Regions from separate parts of the Homo sapiens genome. Here region 2 is linked to region 1. Evidence: read pairs that join two places in POLR2A ChIA-PET (ENCODE). Cell type or tissue: PC-9. All regions are shown on one strand. Each heading gives the region's core, and the rest is flanking DNA. Links, peaks and the distances in the headings are about the cores only.

Region 1 (7,622 bases), core at 2,372-6,371:
ACTAAAATGTCATTTGCCAAACTACTTCTAGGCTATCTCTGGGAATAGTAGAATTTTTGGTCATAAAAGGAACAAAACATTTCCTATTTTGCTTTTCTCCCACCCTTTTCCAGCCAACCTCTTCTAACCAGTCTCCATCTTTAAATAATGCTAGAGACCTACAATAGTTTTCAACTATCAGATTTAATCTCTTTGGTTGTATCAGACTGATAAGTTGAAAATAAATGGTAATAGCCAGTTTGTGTCGGGCCTATCGGGCAAGTTGTTTCTTCAGAATAATATTCAATTTGATACGTATTTTGAAACAAACATTTACTTTGTTTCATGGCCGGCTGTGAATAAACAGTTCTCTAAGTTATTAGTGAAGGGACAGCAAAATTTGACCATTCTATCTACCCATCTGCTTCTCTGTGGCAACAAACTGATTTCCATGGGACGCTTGAATAAAGCAAGGCTGTCTGTCCAAAAGAAGTAGAACTATGTCCTCAATAGGCAATGGAACAATGACTGACACTGAGTCCTAGCACTGTCACCAATATCCCGAACAATCAAGCTTCAAACCCAAAAAGGTGCAAATAAAATTTAAGACTAGTTTGGGTTTGGTCCCAATGGGGCTAAGAAAAACTAGTGATTGTTGAACACTGGATTCACTGACAACTGGAGAGAAAAAATTAAAATTCCAACATTATGATGTCAATAATAATTTCATCTGCAGCAACATTCAGGAAGCTGATGAGATGATCCTAACGGGTGATTTAAAGTGAAAGGGAAAAAAAACACCCTTGGCATAATTTAATAAGATCTTCAGACTGAAGCATATTCAAGGGTTTCATGAAAGACCTTCTCATGGCCTTTTAATAGCTCTTTCCAATTCCAATTAACTGGTTAAATGCCAATTCTCATTACCTCATCAGAAATCCAAAGCCAGTCTTTTCTGATTAAATCATTAAATAACTGTTAACAGTACAATGACTAGTAAGTATTTATGGACAGCCCAGCACTGATATGCAGCTTTCAGTTCTCCGTGCCAAAGGAAAAACTGGAGTGGGCGATTTAAAATCATAATAAATTCTATTCATCTTCGGAATGTGCTAGGATATATTTATCTAATATATTCACTCTTCTTAATTGTTTTACTGGCACTAATACATAGATTGGGAAGACAGGCATGATGGCTCATGCTGGTAGTCCCAGCTACTTTGGAGGCTGAGGTAAGAGGATCCCTTGAGCCCAGGAGTTCAAGGCCGTGGTGAGCTATGGTTGCGCCATTGCACTCTAGCCTGGTGACAGAGCAAGACTTCAACGCATTAAAACAAAAAAAAGTTTATTTTAGATTAGTATAAGCTTTTCATACTCTCTAAATAGACTGCAGAAATGATGATTAAAAGGGAGTTCATTTTTGTGGAAAAGCCAGGTAGGTAGTGAAGAAATGGGAAAACATGTCAACTGTGACCTGCCGCTGCCTGGCAGCATGACGAGTCAGATGGCCCCACTCAGGAGTCACTCCAAGGCCTGTGGACGTCTCCACTGGGCAATTACCACACCAACAGGCAATGCCTATGTCAACTCATACCAAAGCTCACTTTTTCCACAGATCTGCCTGCAACCCTTGCTTTCCCTCCTCCCTGACTGCTTGCTGACGCTCAGGACTGGACAAACATGGCTCAAGAGACCAGGGTTCTGGTTCCAAGTCCAAGCTTGTCACCATCCTCCCAAGACAGAAGATATTCACCCTCAGAGTTGGAAAAGGTCGGCTCTGCCACGTCCTCTTTCCTTTTGCACTTTTATTTTTTATATTCCTGAGCATCCTGGGACAGAGCTCCTCTGAGAAAATGAATGCGACTCTCCAGAGGACGATCCACAGCAAACCCAAAGCCTCCTTTGCTTACAAGTTATAGAAAGATCCCACGAACACTCTATTCTCTATGCAACTTCTTGTCCATGCAGTCTTACCATGAGGAGGATATTATCATGGAGAAAAACAGGCTTTGACTTAAAAAACAAAATAAAATAAAGCATAATCAACTAAAACTACCATTTAACTTATGCTGTAGGTCACTGCAGCAAAGAAATGATCAAGTTTCAGTATCTTCCAGAAACTAGATAAATCGTCATAGCTTGTTTAAATGAATACATCACTAGTAATATGTATTTTTAGGGGTTTTTTGTTTTTTTTTTTTTTTTTTTTTTTTTTTTTACAGAGTAAGACGCTTATAATATGTGAAGTTCTGTCCACAGTTACCTGAGATGTTAGGGTTAGTTGAGCTTAAAATAGATACTTCCAATTAGAAGCAGCCAAATATAATTTTTTATGTGAGAAAATAACTGCAATGCTAGTATGACCCTTTATTTTCCTAGGGCTAAAGTCAGAAAACAGAAACAAATATAAAAGTATCACATTCATGTCAATGGCTTAGTGAAGACAGGACCTTATTATCCTTTAAATGCTGCTTAAAATGCTCCCAGACTCGCCCGTTTATCTGCTCCTCTTCCAGCAGAGTGTCTGGCACAAAATGGCTGTTCCTTCAATCTCTGCCAATCCCCATCCACATCTTTCAACTGGCAGGAATTTCCCTAATTAAATGCTACCTGCAGTATTTTTATCACACTCTCAATCATCACTGTACTTAAAAGCTTAGCTCATAACTGTCTTTTAATACTTTAAAAAATATGGCTTATGTAAATTTTATAAAAATCATTTAATTGTACATTGAAAATGGTATTTTATGGCATGTAAATTATGTTCATATGCGGTTAGGTTCTTGTTCTCAAGTTATTTCATTTTGCTTCTTTTTCTTTAAAATTTATTCAACACAACAGTTCAAGGAATGAAAAGATTCCCTCTTTTTCTTTAACATCTTTTCACTCTTCCCGGTAGGCAAGCGTAAGATAAACATTAAGTGACACATAAATTGCCTCTTTCTGTCTTTTGAGCTCAATGCCCTGAAAGCAGCCCAATCTCCTACCTTTTATGTTTGTTGGTAAATTTAAACTGAAGAATTAAACAGGATGCAGGTGTTTGAAATTCTCTTTGTTCGGCCTACGTAAATACCTCCATTATCCATTTTAACAATCTATTCCTAAATGCTGATGATTCCCAAAGTTCTATCCGGCTTTAATTTCTCCACAGACCTTTGCATCTGAGTACATAACTGCCTGCTAAAGATCTCCAGGCACCTCATATGGTTTCTGGAGCTGAACTCATCATCCTTCTTCCCAGCACGCACAGGCTCTTAGCAATGCTTCCACTATGTACGTAGCTCAAGCTTGAACCTGTGTCACCTCGAACTCCTTGCCTCTCTCCTACTTTCTGACTTGAATCCACCTCGATGTCCTACCAATTTTACTTTCTATTTATTAACTCTTTAGTCTGTCCCCAATATTGCTGCTCTAGTTCAGATTCCAAATATTTCTCACCTGAACCACTGCACCGTCTCTCAGGTGTCTCCCTTCTTCTCTACATCTCAGATCCCCTTCTCCATAATGGCCAGCACAATCCCACTGAAACTCCATTTGGTTGCTTACTTCTCCATTAAAGGGTAAACCCTTTAATCGCTGTTCCTCTCTTTCTCACTCAACCACAAATTCTCACATGCCATATAGAACCCAGCCTCTGAGAATCTGGCCCCAGCCATCTCTTCCTCTAAACCCTACAGTCCCTTCTTGGAATGTCTCTCTTGTTTTCACCGGCTAGCACGTTCTCATCTCCTAACAGTATTCTAGGCCAGGCATGGTGGCTCACACCTGTAATCCCAGTGCTTTGGGAGGCTGAGGCAGGAGGATTGCTTGAGGCCATGAGTTGGAGACTGGCCTGGCCAACAAAGTGAGACCTTGGCTCTCAAAAAAAAAAAAAATAATAATAATAATAATCCTACCTACTCCGGAGGCTGAGGTGGTATTAAACCCAAGTGTTTAAAGCAGCAGTGAGCTATGATCATACAAGTGCACCCCAGCCTGGGTAACAGAAGGGGACCCTGTCTCTATCAAAACAAAAAACAAAAACTATTCTCCTTCACTGACATTCATGGCCCCACATTCTCAGCAAGATTTGCTAATTTTGCTACGGCTCCTGTGAGCCTATCCACTCCAACCACACTGCTGTATTTAAGTGCCTGTCCTCCACTTTAAAACGTGAGCTACCTGAGGGCAGGATTTATGTCTTGTATTTCTATCCACAACTCATAATACAATGATTCTTACAAGGTAAGCTGTCAATAAATATTGAAGAATGAACAAATGAATATAGGGAGTTCAAACATGAGAACTAAAGGTCTATATCAGAAAACTGTCAGTCAAGATTCTAGCTGTTATAATACAGAAGGCCCCATCACATTCCCCAAGACAAATTTATATTTTCCCACTGTCCTTAATTTTATTTCTTATACTCTCATTCCTGAAATAATGTTGATTATTTTGAGAACAGAATATTAAGGCTATCGAGAGTGATGCTTCTCTCTCCTCTTGGATGCAAAAATTATCTGTATCTTCATCCACAGGAAAACATGTCCCTCCCTGTGATTCAGTTTGTCCATGTAAAAAGAAAAAAAAAAAAGCTCGTGCTCCTCACCTGGCCCCCCATCTCTTCCCAAACCCCACTCATTCACTTTCACCTCTGAGACAGCCCTCAGATTTATTCCCTCCTCTAAATTCCCAGAGCCACTGCTATAGTTGAGGTCGTTATCATCTCTTATTTAGACTGTTTTGACAACCTCTTAACTAATCTCTCCCCTTCTAGTCTCTCCCTTTCATAACCCACTCTTTATGCGCCTGGGCTCTAACCAAAACTGATCATGCCTTAAAATCTTCTCATGTGAATAAGAAAAAGCTCAAAATTATTAGTGTGAAAATCAAAGCCTTATACTGTCTTGCTTCATTCTACCTTTCTAACCTCACCTCCCTGGGTGCATTCTAGAACCCACCCATCTGCTGATCACTTCTCAGCAGGTGCTGTGTGCCATCTCTCCTCATTTGTGCTCATGCTTTTTTCCTTTGACTTTATCCCTCTGTCACCCTGAAAACTCCCTACTCATCCTTGAAGAAAACCTTGTTCAGATGGGCCATTCTTCTATAAAACCTTTCAACCTGCCCAATTACAAATCATGACTCTTTTCAGGGTTTCTGTAGCATTTATCTTATACGCCTGGTATGGAACACAAACTATTAGTTCTAGCTCCACTCTAAAATGGGAGCTCCTTTGAAAGAAAAGTCTATGAATTACACATCTTTGAATATTCACTGGCTGAGATAAGGCAAGAACAAGTCTTACCACTGAATTTTCAGGAGCACCTAACAAAGCTCCAAGATGGAGATAAATTTGTGGAATAAAAGAATCACCCACTTGTAAGAGCGAATATGCAGAACTGGGTAAATGAGTTAACATAAAATACTTTGAAAACATAAATATGTCCAAAATGATTTAAACATTTACTGTGAAACATCCCTGGTATACAAAGACTAGAACGGTGCTACTCAGAGCATGCTGTTCACCAGAGACTGTTGTGGATCCACTGTGAAATAAGAAACAAAATAAAAAGAATAAGTATTTAGAAATTTCTACAGCAATGTGACACGGCTGATCCATCAAAATGCAGGCTGAGTGGGCTCGTCTCCTGGGAGAAGGTACTGGCTGGTTCGGGTCTTGTCGAACTTGTGTATAAAAGTGACACATGGGGCAAGAGCTGCAGGCTGGTCATGTTGCAATAGGACGATATTCGTCTGGGACAGACTGGAAATGGGGGGAAAAATAACACAAGCCTTTCGCGAGACAGTTTAAAAAGCAAAGGGAGTAAAATAAGAAACTCCAGTGTACCAGAACCAATTTCCTCATGTTTACCTTCCATATTCGCTTGAGACCTTTCCTCCCCATGATAAAAAAAAAATTATAGATACAGTTGAAACCACCTCTATGTCCTTCCCCAACCCTTGCGTTCCCCCTCCTGCTCCTATATCATTTTTTAAATAGGCTACTGTCAAAGGAAAAGCAGAGCTGGAGAGCAGAGCAATGAAAATATTTTTTATCAGGACTACAGCAACAGGGGGAAAGAGATCTCAGTCAAGACCCCAGGCTGAATCCAAACACAGCATCGGCAAGTGGGAATTTATAGCCAAAGAGGAGGGTGGCAGTCGGTGAATGAAAAATTATTAAGAGGCAAAATCACAGGTAAGAGGACATTCTGGCCACACCATCCTAACAGGATTCTTGCCAAAGACAGGCCAAGATGATGACACATCACCCGATGGGGGATGAGGAAGCCGATCAGACACTGAGACTGATCAGATATGAAGGACTGGGGTTCTGGCTAAATTGACTTAGCAGGGTCCTTGCTAAAATGCACAGATGGGCCCTGGTGGGGACAGAGTTCAGGAACCTGACTAAAGTTTAGAAAAGCAAAGAATCTTTGTCAGCACCAAATCCCGTTTAGGAGGATGAAATTTTCCTGTTGAGGATTAGGGTCATGTTTTATTTCACCAAAAAAAAAGCACTAAAAATGAACAATGATCAATGTTATTGTACAGACTCTAGCCTGCTAAATATTATGTGAAAAGGTGCTGTGCCCCCTTGTCTGTGACCCTTCAGCCACAACTCATACAACTCAACTCCTGAACTCCAAGTGAAAGGCCCTGTGCTGCCCCAACCTGCAGAGGGAGAAACACCTTACTGAAATGTCTACAATTTGGAAAGAAAGACTAAAGAGCATGTTGTATGGCTGTAGAAAGAATAACACAGACAACGGATTTATTGCTAATAAAACAGACTAAGAACAATGGGCTGATGAGACTTAACTAAAAAGATGTTTATTCCAATGTTAGAGGTTACCTCAGAGAAGACACACAGAGAAAAGAAATGCCCGAAATGCCAGGTGGAAAGTAATGGGCTTTCCACGGTTAATCAAATGGGCACTGCCATGCCAACGTGCCTCCTGAAATTCAAACCCTCTATTTTTGCATGGCTGCCAACTCATTTCCAAAACATCCACTGCTAATCAAACTTGTTTGGCTGCCTCCTTATCGAAACTTTACAAAACTTTAATTTCAGCCTCATGAGCCCTGCAGCTGTAAATTAATTGAATGAAATTGACAAACATTATGCAGTGAGATAAAGCACTTTCAAAGTCTTTTCCCTATTCAGTTGACTTAGCTGCCCAGCATGCCAGTTTTGCTTGACATGAGTTCAGAATCCCTGGAAACCTTCCTAATCCTACTCTCTAGGCCTTGTGCCTATTCATGGAACCATGTTAACCCATATCCGGAAAATTAATAAACCTCGGATGGGTTTAAGCACTCAAAATACTCCTGATACTTCTTGCCATTCATTACATTGTAGACATCCTTTGCAACAGGAGAATCCTCCTCAAAAGACCACGACGGCAGCAGATAAAATCCCTGAGGTTATAAGCATACAACAAAATGTCTCATTTAAGATTACTGCAGTCTGAAGCCAGGAATTAAATTTGCTGAAGGTGCAGTCACTTATGCCTTAGTTAAATAAAGATAGTCCCAAAACTGATTTCTGAACTTACCCATTTCTCAAAGGGAGTGCAAAATTATCATGATTTTTAAACAGCAAGGCGAGTAAACTGATCGCCTCTGTATCTGCCAACTGAACAAATGAGTCAGCTAAT
Region 2 (7,622 bases), core at 1,575-5,574, 200 kb after region 1:
GTTTCCTAAACACCACAAATATGTGGGTCTTCTACGGAACACTATATGACAAGAGAAAGAAGAGAGAATTGCGGATATACAGAAAAAGCAATGGAATGAATAGCTACAGCACTGAGCTCCTAACACAACAATAGCTGAAGAGCAGACAGAGTCTATGCTCTCAAGTCAGGCTGCCTGAGTTCCTACCCAGGCTCTCCTACTTTGTTGTTCTGTGACTCCTTTGACCAAGTGTCCTCAAGTATAAAATTCTGCTAATAATAGTGCCTGCTTCACAGAGTTGCTGTGAGGAGTGCATGAGTTGATACTTATTGTGGTTGGCAGAATTTTAAGGTGGCCCCAAGATTCCTGCACCCCTGGAGTACACACTCTGTATAATAAATGAGTGCTGTTTTAAGCCACTAAGATCATACATTCCTCCCTCAGTATTGACTCTAGCACCCCTGTGGATACCAAAATCCACAGGTGCTCAAGTCCCTTAGATTACATGGCATACTATGTGCATATAGCCTGTACCTATCCTCCTGTATACTTTAAATCTATACACTTATAATACCTAATATAATGTAAACACTATATAAATTAGTTGTTATACTCTTTTTTAAATTTTATATTATTTTTATTGTACTGTTATTTTTCATTTCAAACATATTTTATTTGTGGTGATTGAATCTATGAAGAACCCAAAGATACAGATGGCTGACTGTAGTAATTTATTATGCAGCAATAGAAAAATGTGTACAGCGATAAAGTACTTAGAACACAGCTTGACACATAGGAAGCCCTCAATAAATATCAGCTATTATTATTGGATTCTATTTAAGTGTACATTCTGGTACATTTAAAATAGCATTCTAATTACAAAAATTCAGTTTGTCCATATCATGTTTGCTAGCACAGAAGATGCACAGGCAGACAGATGCATCCCAGTGATACAAAGAACTAGGGCAGGCAATTGACTAAAAAATACTTTCTACAACACGTGTATTGAGAGTGATTTTAAAGTGATTTTGTAGAAGGAAACTAATTATTGTGTTCATCTACTTTAGACTGGAATCCAGTTGGAAATAAGTTCAGGATATTCAATGATAGTCTACTAACCTAAAAACAAAATATAACATCACAAAGTTATTTGTAATACATATTGGGTCAACAAATACTTAGCAGAGAACAAAGCATAATAATTTTACTGGTAAATGAAATTATAGTTTTATGTATGTGATAGTATTAAATAAAGATACTATATTTCAGATGCTCGTAACTAAGAAAACAAGCCATAATACAAAATACATTTGCATGAACTCCTATATAGCACACGTACAAAACAAATAGTATAAATCTGTATAAAGCAGGCAGCAAAATATAATGAACTTGAAGTCATTCCCATGGACATAGCCATAATACATATAGAAATTTATTTCAGTTTAAAAAACTAGTTCAAAGCACATTGTAAAAATAATAAACATGAAAGACTTTCAATGTAATGTGTACATATGCCATAAAAGTACATATTTCTCTGAACATTAGTAAATGACCAGCAACTGAAAATATGATAAAAATAGACTTCAATGAATACATAAGCAGGAAAAAAAATAGAGAGGAAAAAGGTATCATAAAGATTTTGATGTTTAGCCTCAAAGCCAAGTAAAGCAAGCCCAAAGCATGAAAATCCACTTACTAGCACTGCTAGAGTTTGGAGTTTTCTCTTTATCCCAAGCATTTATCCCATTAGCCACACAGTCACCATTATCTTTAAAATACACCCCCTGCAGCCTAATCGCTGTACAACTCTTGACATTAAGTTTGAACTTAATGTTCTGTCAATGCCTCTGCTGCTTTCTGAGCCATAGGCTACAAATTAATAACTTCATATGTAAAGAGGAAAAGCCCCATGATAAACCTCTGTGGGCTGCGGCTTGTTTGTTTTTAAAAACTACCAATGAGACATGAAACTTTCATCTTTGTTGAGATTTTTTATGTTCCTGCACTCCATCATTAAGAGCAGCCTTGCTTGCTACAGCCCACCAGGAACAACTAACATATACCTGCTTGGTCTTACACCCTGCAACAGGCACAGAAGATAGAAGCTAAATTCTCATACGATTACTTGGAATAAGGAGCATGTGTTACTTTACAATCTATTGCCTAACATAAGTCCCTTTTCCTGAGGTTGCCATAAGCTTACATGAGAAGGTGTCCTAAATCTCTCACAGTAATGCTGAATCCGAAAGGGTTCGGAGCACTCATTTTGAGGAGCACAGACCTCATTCAGTGAAACAATGATTAAAGATTCTGTTTCATATTTTATTCTAAAATCTTACAAGAAGATACAGAATCGCTTCCAGAAAAATGTTGAACTCCAACAACAATTTAATAGAATTATAGAAAATCTCATTTCAACACAAGCCTCAGCAGAAGAGCTTCCTTGTTATCTTCAATGTAACACAAATCATCTTTTTAACATAAAATATTAGGAATCATGCTAATTTCACAGCTTTGTTACATTAGAAAAAAAAGTTAATGGTCAATTCAGGCTGCATCCATTTTATAATGTACAGATAAGGGGTATTTTCTCATAAATCTGCTTAAAAATGAATATTAAAGAGGGATAACGTGACACCATGTCAAATAAACAAATAAGGATGATAAAGGAAATATAGCTATTTGAAGAAGATTATTTGAAATAACACATGGGCTTCCATAGTCATATTTAGAGAAACATTCTAACTAAAGTCAGACTTTGTATTAATTACCACAGAATTCTTAATTACAAAATCTAACATGAAGGAATAAAAAAACATTTTAAGGTTCCTTTCTTCAAAAAGTACACAAAGTTAGCTTGTCCTACAATTTTCAGTCATTATCTTATCTTAATAAATGAGTATGATATTTAACAGCCCAACTCTCCTCTTTAATTTGCTCTTGATGTCTAATGGCAGCGTTCAACCATGACAAAGCAAAATTACTAAAGTTCTCACCTTCAAGTTTAGAAAGAGCTATTGTTGATAGGTGAGCCATGTACTCACACAACTTACAGTGGATTTGCTGAACTCTCTTGGTGGCACCACAAAATATATTTCTGCTCCTGTCTTCATTACAAATCAAAATTGAAGGCTTATACAAATTTAAGCTGCATTAAAAATATTCAACAGGATCCCAGCACATTGGGAGGCGGATCACTTGAGGTCAGGAGTTTGAGACCAGCCAGGACAACATGACGAAATCCTATCTCTACTGAAAATACAAAAATTAGCAGGGCGTGGTGGCGCCTGCCTGTAGTCCCATAGTCCCAGCTACTTGGGAGGCTGAGGCAGGAGAATCACTCGAGCCCAGGAGGCAGAGGTTGCAATGGGCAAAGATTGTGCCACTGCACTCCAGCATGGGTGACAGAGCAAGACTCCGTCTCAAAAAAAAATTCAGCGGGGTGTATCTTCAAACTTTGTGCCATTTTTTCCCTTGAAATAAAAAAAAAATTAGAAACTGGGACAGATATATTTTTCCTATTTGAATGCTCATGAATAAAACTATATTTTATACTCTAAAATTATAATACCTTAACAGCATGGTGGAACCACTAACAGATATGGCTTTTCAATGGATAGTCACTTTAGTACTTTAGTATAATACTTAAGAGATCACACAATACATAAAAATAAACCTCTATCTCCAATTTATTATGGTATAAGTATTACCAAAATTAAATTTGTACACCACTTTTAAGGTGTAATATTGTAAAACTCTGCACTACAAAGAATTAATTGAAGCAAACTCGCTCAGATAAGATCATTTTGACCTCTGTTCTTCACGCTAGACATTTTCATTACAGAACAAAACAGTCACAAGTTTACTAATCCTAAATGACTTGGCAAAGCCAATCCTAATGACAAGGATTTTGCCGAGTCATGTAGGATTTAAGTGACTCTGTGGTTCCTGGTGAGATACAGTACTTCAAAACACACTGGCTGATCCTCAGACCAATGACCTGACATCAAGTCAGATGGAAGTAACTTTGAGTTTCAAACATAGGGGAGGATGGGTTTTTCTTAAGAATGAAAAAAAAAACAACTCAGCTTTTCATTCAGAGCAATATATTCTGAGAAACAACTTATCATTTTGGTAAAAACAGGAGAAGCCTAATCACTCAGCTTCTACTCTGGAGTATAAAATAGTTTTCACACTTTTAGTCCACATGAAAAATAGCTCCGCTGAATTTCTAATTGCTGTATTTAGTGCTGAATTTGTCCTTTTATATATTGGCCACCTCCTTTTTGAAACTCTCTTCTTTTATAGATCTCAAACCACCTGAGATCCCAAATCCTGAGTCACCTTAAGTGGCTCTTTCTCTTCATGTCTTTCTAAAAATCCTTCTCAGTTTATTCTGAAAAGCAGAAAACAAAAAGCAAAATAAACAAACAAAGGCCTACAGCCACGTTTCCCATTTGAAGAACCCTGCTCTCATAAATTAGGGGATTCTTTTTTTTTTTTTTTTTTTTTTTTGAGACGGAGTCTCGCTCTGTCGCCCAGGCTGGAGTGCAGTGGCGTGATCTCGGCTCACTGCAAGCTCCGCCTCCCGGGTTCACGCCATTCTCCTGCCTCAGCCTCCCGAGTAGCTGGGACTACAGGCGCCCGCCACCACGCCCGGCTAATTTTTTGTATTTTTAGTAGAGACGGGGTTTCACCGTTTTAGCCGGGATGGTCTCGATCTCCTGACCTCATGATCCGCCCGCCTCGGCCTCCCAAAGTGCTGGGACTACAGGCGTGAGCCACCGCGCCCGGCCAAATTAGGGGATTCTTATCAGGAAGAGAAAGCAGCACGAGGAGGGCTCACAAAGGGAAGTGAGGCTCACTAGAACAGCCCCAGGCATAAATTGCAGGGGAAACCTGAAATCAACTGCTCCTAACCCAAAACAGGCACGTCCGTCAAGCATGAACCAGCAGCAAGAAGCTCCTTGGCATCCAGTCACAAGGATCTAATCTCAACTCCAGGTACCTCGGTAGCCTATTTGCAATGGTGACTGTTAAATTCTAGGAAGTCAGCACTGACTCTTCCACCTACAGTATCTTCCATTAAAGGCCAAATCAAATGATCTCCCCACTCCAAATCTCCATCTTAGGTCTCCGCATCACCATTATCGCAGTCTGCTGGAGAATACTGTGAGCACCTCCATGTACTGAACGTGGAAAGCAAGATTTACAAAAAGAAGGCAGCACAGTTTTGCTTTCAACGAATCTTCAATATAACTATATTTATTTATATATTTCTTTCATTTATCCTACCAGACAGGGCGGAAATGAAGTCTTAATTATCCTTATTTCTCCACATGGTGCTGTGAATAGAGTCAGTACAAATTTGTTGAACTGAAATTTATTAAACTGGTTCTTTCTGACCTAAAAGAGCCAAGTAAGAATCCCACTGCTTTGTTTTGGCCCTATTTGTCCACTTTTTCAATATGCCATAGAAATAAAAGGATGACAAGTCAAACCAATTTTCCCCCACTTCTTTACTGCAAACAAATAATACTAAATATTATAATAATATAATACTAAATATCACAGTGATATAGAGAATGAGGGAGAGAGTTTCGTCCCAGAAGAAGGCCCTCCTAGCCGACTACAACAGCAATCTCTAGAAAAACCCCCTACCAAACTGACAAATTCAAAACAGCAATACCATATGATACTTAAGAGGAAGAATGGTTCACATTTACAATTTATGATAGCACAAAGGCACTCCAGAATTTTATGTTCAGTGTACTGAATAGAAAGCAGCTGTTAGGCAAAGCATGATTAAATGACTTCAATATGGGAGAATTAATCACATTTTCTTATACTCGGGATTCTGCTGTCACTCAAAAATAAAGATGGAAAGGACTGTAAGGTCAGTATTTTTAAAAACAACATCAAAATGGGCACCTAAACTAGTATCCATCTAAAAAATGTAAAATGACTCACAGGCCTAAGATAGTAAGATTTTATTATCCATCTAAAAAATGTAAAATTACTTATGTGCCTAAGATAGTAAGATTTTATTATCCATCTAAAAAATGAAAATTACTTATGTGCCTAAGATACTAAGATTTTAAAAGCTTATTTGCACTAAAAGTTTTTAAGAAGCATCCGTTCTGTATTAATATAATTAGTAGAACATCAAAGGTGCCTCCAAAACCAATATGTATTTTTTAATTGTGAAAAAAAGTTTAATACTAGCAATACTAAAAAAAAGTTAAAAAAAGCTTAATTGTTAAAAAAAAGTTTAATTCTCATTTAATTTTCATTTCACAGACTAGGCTACAATTCTAGCAAAACAATGCATTTATCAAAATACATGATCACATTATGCCATGGATGGGAAAACAGAAATATAAAATACATGCAGACAAGAAAATAAAAGCAGGCACTTGGATTATCATACTCCTCCAGCCAGACGAAGGTATAGTGAACTAGAGAGTTCACCACAAACAGGAATAGAATAACCAAAAACTCCAATACATCAAACATGTCAGAACTGAATGGCTGCCTGAAAATGAATGCCCCTGAAAACACTATCCTTACTTCCTCTGTTTACCAGGTAGAAAGTTTGAGGATTCTATTTTGTTTCTCATACTCTGTGTCTACTGTGGTCAATCAAAAAAATCTACTGAAGTTACCGGGCTTTGAAATTACATTCAGAAAAAAGCAAGCTGGACTGTGGGATAGGTATTTATCAATGAAATGCTCCCAAGGACACTAATGAGGTTTTAGAAAAGAGGAAGCCACTTGCTGAGACATTGCCTTCACGGCCAAGAGTCTTTACTAGCCAATTCCATAGCACTCTTCCTATGAATTATAATTTAGAAAGGCAGATCCCACCCAATTCTAGAAATATAAGTTCAAATAGGCCCTAAGAATCTGGTGAACTCCATTTAAAAAATGATTTGTCTCTGCAAAAGAAAAAAGAAAAAGATTTAACTGACTGCAAATGAGCTTTACTTTATGGAATACCAGACACTACATGAGGAAATCTAGGTTTTTAAGACAGAGCAATGAGCTTGCCAAAATAAATCTTCTTCCACAAAAAGGTTCATAATAGAACCCTGTTAAACTCTAAATTTTCCTAGTTAATATAACCTGGTATATTATTTATAAACATTATAAGCAATGTTTTCAGGAAAAAAATTTGCTGTACAATACAGCACTGAATTCTATGTTTATCATTTTGCTATAAAGATAATTAGAAGTAATTAGTAACTTGGCAGCTCCAATGAACAAGACCTGCTTTTTTCAGAAACCATTAATCCTTTGATTCTTCATAGAGGACAAGAGAAATCGGAGGCAAGTCTACCTGAAAAGAGAGAATGACACGAATAGACTGGAAGAAAAGAGCTCCAAAATGTCTGGAGGTGAGACACTGACATTCATTTTCAGCAGCCATTCAATCCTGATGGACTGGAGCTTTTAGCTCTTCCCATTAGTGATGAAATGGCCAGCTTAAGATACTAGCACCTAACTGGAGGAGCAAAATAATGGAAGTTGCTGCCCTTTCTCTTACCCACTTATATTTTACACTTCTGCTTTCCCATTCCTGTCCTAATGGACATGTCTAAGAGAGTTGTGAAAGGTTTCCTAGAAAAGGCACCATGTTTAAA

What was found. Peaks named below come from ENCODE experiments on the same cell type or tissue, not always from the same donor. Only the 100,000 strongest peaks of a DNase experiment are listed, where the experiment ranks them.
Region 2: POLR2A ChIA-PET joins it to region 1 with 5 read pairs; 2 of 35 experiments call an interaction of 5 or more read pairs at or near these places.

Annotation. Positions count from the first base shown.
Region 1 is chr1:246,098,904-246,106,525 of GRCh38, forward strand. The region is part of intron 5 of SMYD3 (SET and MYND domain containing 3); the gene reads right to left. Among named protein-coding and RNA genes, the nearest start is that of SMYD3-AS1, 5.9 kb to the right of the region's middle. In PC-9, for the core only: no CTCF peak of the experiment used is centred there; no DNase peak of the experiment used is centred there.
Region 2 is chr1:246,302,944-246,310,565 of GRCh38, forward strand. All of the region lies in intron 5 of SMYD3 (SET and MYND domain containing 3), which reads right to left. Among named protein-coding and RNA genes, the nearest start is that of SMYD3-IT1, 16 kb to the right of the region's middle. RefSeq lists enhancers at 2,743-3,942, 3,006-5,105. In PC-9, for the core only: no CTCF peak of the experiment used is centred there; no DNase peak of the experiment used is centred there; H3K27ac peaks cover 820 bases.